2 separate regions of the Homo sapiens genome follow, and region 2 is linked to region 1. The links are chromatin loops, found by intact Hi-C in ENCODE. Cell type or tissue: thyroid gland. All regions are shown on one strand. Links, peaks and the distances in the headings refer to the core of each region. The heading gives the core; the rest is flanking DNA. Region 1 overlaps DNAAF5 (dynein axonemal assembly factor 5). Region 2 has its middle 2.7 kb from the start of CYP2W1.

Region 1 (2,861 bases), core at 362-2,861:
TCTCTGAACACACGCACCTGTGGACGTGCCAGGTCCCTGGGAGCTCCCTTTACAGATGTGTAGAGACGGAGCGGCAGCGCTGATGTCTCTTCCCATGCTGTGGCCCCAGCATGCAGGGCGAGGGACGGCCCAGGGGTTGGTGCACTTGCGTCCGAGGGGTCGAGGGGCCCCTCACACGTGTGTCCTCTCGGGCAAGCTCCCTGCCATTCATTTCTGGGTCTTGTGACAGAGACAGACGACGGAGCCTCGTGCTGGATGGGAGCTGGATGGGAACTGCTTGGTGCACAGGTGGGGGTCCTCCCAGTCCGCAGCCTCAGAATCACCTGCAGGGCTGACTGCGGCCCACCTGTCTCTGCCTCAGTAGGTCTGGCCTGAGGCCCTGCAATGTGCCTTTCTAACAAGCTTCCAGGTGAGGCTGCTGCCACTGGCTCCATCGCCACCAAGGACCACCGACCCAGGGGCTCTTGAGGGCTCTTCAAGGATGTGGCAGAAGCCACAGAGGTCAAAGGGCACACAAGGAAGAGGTGGAAGACCACCCCTGAGGGCCCCCGAAATCCCTGTGGCCACGAGTTACAGAAGCTGGCGCAGGGAACAGCCATGACGGTGCAACTCTGAAGGGGACCAGAGGGTGGCGAGGGTGTCTAGGGCAGGGGATGTGAGTCCATGGGGCAGGCTCAGCTATACATGCTGACCTCCCAATCCGGACACTCCAGCCATCCCCAAGGCTGAACTCCCCCAACCCTGACACCCCCCAGGGGTGACCTCCCCTAACCCAGACACCCCCCAAGAGTGACCTCCTCCCACCCTGACTCCCCCCAAGAGTGACCTCCCCCAACTCAGACACCCCCCAAGGCTGACCTCCCCCAACCCAGACACCCCCCAAGGCTGACCTCCCCCAACCCAGACACCCCCCAAGGCTGACCTCCCCCAACCCAGACACCACAAGGCTGACCTCCCCCAAACCAGATACCCCCCAAGGCTGACCTCACCCAACCCTGACACCCTCCGAGGTTCACCTCCCTCAACCCAGACACCCCCCAAGGCTGACCTCTCCACCCCGGCGTCCCCCCCAGGCTGACCTCCCACAACCTGGACACCCCAGCCACCCCCAAGGCTGACCTCCCCCAAGGCTGACCTCCCCCACCCAGACAATCCCAAAGGTGACCTTCCCCCACCCAGACAAAACACCCTCCATCAAGGTTGACGTCCCCCAACTCTGAAACCAACCCCCATCCAGATTGACCTCTCTGCACCTGGACACCCCACCTGCCAACCAGGCTGACCTCCCCCTACCCAGACACCCCCAAGGCTGGCCTGCCCTCACCCTGATGCCCCCCAAGGCTGACCTCACCCGACCCTGACACCCCCCAAGGCTGACCTCCCCAACCATGACACCCCTCCCAACGCTGGCCTGCCCTCACCCTGATGATGCCCCCCAAGGCTGACCTCCCCCAACCCTGACACCCCCCCAAGGCTGGCCTGCCCTCACCCTGATGCCCCAGCCCCTCTCAAGGTGAGTCCTATGGGGCCCTCCTTACCAGGGGTGTTCCCCGAACGTGTTGGGAGCTCCTGCCCCCTGGTGTCCAGAGCGGGCACTACGACACCCCACAGAGGAACTCTGGAATTCTAGAGGCTGGGATCCCTGCCTGACATGTCGGTTAGTTACCAACTCACAAAGTCAGGCATACACAATCATTAAAACAAACATTTTTAATTAAATTTTCAAACATGAAAGTATAAACGTTAATATTTGTTGAAAAATATATACGGCATTTCCCCCGTGTGAACACAATGGCTTCCGGTAACACTACCCACTTACAATGAGATCTTTTAGGCACTTGGGTGTAGAATGTGCGAGAGGGAAATGCAACTTTACTTTCCTGCTACCTATAGGGGCAACCACAATTAGATCTCATGAAATATTGTTTTCAACACTGTTAGCATTAACACCGACTTAAAACATACGGTGACCGGACATATAACCTTTAAAGTCCCAGTATATTTAAAACAGGAGAAATCTGATAAGTTGTTAGGATTCTAAATTCCTTTTAGTCTGTTCACTGAGATATTAAATTTCAGTAGACAGAACCCAAAAAGAGATTTCATTTCTTTCTAATCACTTTGGCTTCTTTCTTTTTTGTTAAGTAGGTAAAAACCTTCTTGGTGGGCACCTAAGCAGGATGCAGCCAATAGTTCATGAACCAGCTGCGCACGTGAGGCTTAAAATCTAAGATGCTGCTGAAGTGGCTGCGGGAGGAGCGGCTGCGACTTACTTTTAATTTCAAATCAGCTGCAGATGTTTGGGAGCCCTCTCGATGAACAGAACAAATCACATAACATGCAGAATCCACTCAGAGGCTGTTATTCCAGGGAAAGAGTGGGCAGGTGTCCTGAGGAGTACATTCTTGCTGTCACAGTCTCACTGCTGGCACAGAGGTGCCTTGTTTATGAGATTTAAAGGCCACAAACTCTGGCTCAGGTGGGGACAAGGGTGTGCCGTGGCTGAAACCAGCGTGGTCACTGTGTGGCTGGCACGGCCTGCACATGCTGCAGGAGCTGCTCGCAGTAGGTGGCCGAGCGGTGCTTGTGGATGACGGCCTCCGTCTCCCTCACCAGGAGATCTGGGAACAGCCCGCTGCCCTCTTTGAGGACCTCTGTAAAACAGAAAAACACCTTGAACATGCCAGAAACAAACATGAAACCAATCTTACCTCTCGTGCAAATTGGCTTTGTAGTGAAGTTCAAGCATCTGTAAAAGCATCTGCAAATAACCTGACGCTGCTGGGTGGACATACAGTAGTCACAATGCGGATACGAGTGATCCGACTCACAATGTGGGGACGAATGACCTGACGCTGCTG
Region 2 (2,902 bases), core at 123-2,622, 190 kb before region 1:
ACTGCAGCCTCCACCTCCGGGGCTCAAGCCATCCTCCCACCTCAGCCTCCCAAATAGCTGGGACTACAGGCATGCACCACCCAGCCTAGCTAACTTTATTTATTTATTTATGTAGAAATGGAGGTCCTGCTACGTTGCTCAGGCTGGTCTCACACTCCTGGGTTCAAGCAATCCTCCTGCCTCGACCTCCCAAAGTGTTGGGATTGCAGGTGTAAGCCACTGCACCTGGCCTAATTTTTTAAGTTTTGGGTTTTTGTTGTTTTTGAGACGGAATCTCACTCTGTTGCCAGGCTGGACTACAATGGCGTGATCTCGGCTCACTGCAACCTCCGCCTCCCGGGTTGGAGCGATTCTCCTGCCTCAGCCTCCCGAGTAGCTGGGATTACAGGCACATGCCACCACACCTGGCTACTTTTTGTATCTTTAGTAGAGACGGGGTTTCACCATGTTGGCCAGGACAGTCTCGATCTCTTGACCTCATCATGATCCGCCCGCCTCGGCCTCCCAAAGTGCTGGGAATTTTGTAAGTTTCTTTTAGAGACGGAGTCTAGAGGCTGGTCTTCAACTCCTCCTGGGCTCAAGCGATCCTACTGTGGCCGCCTCCAAAAGCGCTGGGATTACTAGCATGAGCCAATGCCGGGCCGGCCTCTTTTTCTTTTCTTTTCTTTTTTTTTTTTTTTGAGATGGAGTCTCACTCTCGTCATCCAGGCTAGAGTGCAGTGGCATGATCTTGGCTCACTGCAACCTCCATCGCCCGTGTTCAAGTGATCCTCCTGCCTCAGCCTCCCGGGTAGCTGGGATTACAGGCATATGCAACCACACTCAGCTAATTTTTGTATTTTTAGTAGAGATGGGGTTTTGCCATGTTGGCCAGGCTGATCTCGAGCTCCTGACCTCAAGTGATCCACCTGCCTTGGCCTCCCAAAGCACTGGGATTACAGGCGTGAGCCACAGTGCCCAGCCCTCTTTTAAAAGTAACTCGTTGGCCAGGCGCAGTGGCTTATGCCTGTAATCCCAGCACTTTGGGAGGCTGAGGTGGGCGGATCACGAGGTCAGGAGATGGAGATCGAGACCATCCTGGCTAACACGGCAAAACCCCATCTCTACTAAAAATACAAAAAATTAGCCGGGCGTGATAGCGGGCGCCTGTAGTCCCAGCTACTCAGGAGGCTGAGGCAGGAGAATGGCGTGAACCCGGGAGGCGGAGCTTGCAGTGAGCTGAGATGGCACCACTGCACTCCAGCCTGGGCAACAGAGTGAGACTCCATCTCAAAAAAAAAAAAAAAAAAAAAGTAACTGTTACTGGGGAATTAACAGTACTCCTCTAACGGCTGCCTGTACGTGTTGCTTGCTCTGGGGGGCATGGCCGGGTGTGCATATTTGCATATTTACATTGTTTCCAATCTTAGGCTGTCACAGAACATCCTGATAAAAATATCTGTGTGCATACTTGCAAGGATGGGCACAGTTGCAAGGATATCTTAAAATAAATTCCTAGAAACCAGGTGGCTGAGCCAAGGCATTGTTGCTTTCTGATGTCCGGTGGACCTCCAGCGCCCTGCAGAGACGTGTGCCAACTGCAGCCTGGCTGCTCAAGTGGAACTTGGGACTGTTCTGATCAGACCTGATTGGTCCAGGCCTGCCAGACAGATACTCAGGCCTGAGCCATCTCTGTGACCAGGAGGAATGCAGTGCTGTGATTGGCTGGCTCAGGTCCTGCCTGCCCCTGACATCAGAGGCAGGGTGGGTGAGGTGGGTGGGTAGGTGGGCTCCCCCGGAGGGGCTGGAGTCAGACAGACCTGGTTCCAAACTCAGGCCCGCACCTGTCGGCTGTGGCAGATGGCGGCTTCCAGAGATGGCCGCACAGATTCTCCCAACCACACTGTCTTTGCGTAACGTAACACTGCGCTTCTCCCTCCACAGGAGGGCTTGTGGTCTTCCCCCTTTGTGACACAAAGTAGCAGAGGCCAGAAGCCGTGTTTGCTCATTCCACCAGTGGAGTTTCACGGGACGCTTTTGCAGTGTACTAGAGATCCACCAGACATCAAAAAGGAACTGTCCCTTGGCTCAGTGACCCGGTTTCCAGAAATTTAGTTTAAGGCATCCTTGCAACTGTGCGGAAAAAAGTGTGCGCCCTGCCTCAGTGACTGGGCGCGCCCCCTGGAAGAATGTCCCAGAGACTGAGCAGGCATGGCGCAGGTGCCCACGGCTCTTGCTTGAATCCCTGCATTTTTTTTTTTTTGAGACGGAGTTTCCCTCTCTGTTGCCCAGGCTGGAGTTCACTGCAACCTCCGCCTCCCAGGTTCAAGCGATTCTCCTGCCTCAGCCTCCCGAGTAGCTGGGACTACAGGCACTCACCACCACGCCCGGCTAATTTTTGTATTTTTAGTAGAGACGGGGTTTCACCATGTTGGCCAGGCTGGTCTTGAACTCCTAACCTCAGATGATCCGCCCACCGTGGCCACCCAAAGTGCTGGGATTATAGGTGTGAGCCACCACACCCGGCCAAATCACTGCGTTTTTTAAAAAGATAAGGTCAACGATCCTAGCCCTTGTCTCCTCCTGCACATAAGATAACGTCTGACAGGATCAGTGGCTGTAATCTATGACGAGATGGACTCTTGCACCGAAACTTTGACGATCGCATTTGGCTCTAAGGTACCCCCTGAGCAGGTGCAGAGCCTCCGCCACCCGTTGATAAGCTGAGGCCCGAAACATTGCTTTGGAGCAGTCGAACTGAAACTCTGAAACACCCTCCCGGATTGCAATGCTCAATAGGAATCTGAATAAAACTAACTTTACTTCTTCGAAAGCAAAATTTTCCTTTAGTTGACTCCTTGAATCTGGGTGGGCACTTGTGGTCACAGTGGAGGCTGGATCCCAAACAGTGATGCAGCTTCCT

The links. Hi-C counts contacts between places; a loop is a spot of excess contacts. Peaks named below come from ENCODE experiments on the same cell type or tissue, not always from the same donor. Only the 100,000 strongest peaks of a DNase experiment are listed, where the experiment ranks them.
Region 2: a loop joins it to region 1, with 2.2 times the contacts of the local background. A loop is called at or near these places in 3 of 110 quality-filtered maps.

Annotation. Positions count from the first base shown.
Region 1 is chr7:785,310-788,170 of GRCh38, reverse strand. DNAAF5 (dynein axonemal assembly factor 5) reads right to left here. Exons shown (of 13, transcript NM_017802.4): 13 at 1,696-2,654. The coding sequence ends at 2,518. Among named protein-coding and RNA genes, the nearest start is that of SUN1, 46 kb to the left of the region's middle. In thyroid gland, for the core only: a CTCF peak has its summit at 1,596 (motif pointing left); a DNase peak (open chromatin) is centred at 1,540.
Region 2 is chr7:979,075-981,976 of GRCh38, reverse strand. It overlaps a transcript of CHLSN not described here. Among named protein-coding and RNA genes, the nearest start is that of CYP2W1, 2.7 kb to the left of the region's middle. In thyroid gland, for the core only: no CTCF peak of the experiment used is centred there; a DNase peak (open chromatin) is centred at 1,586.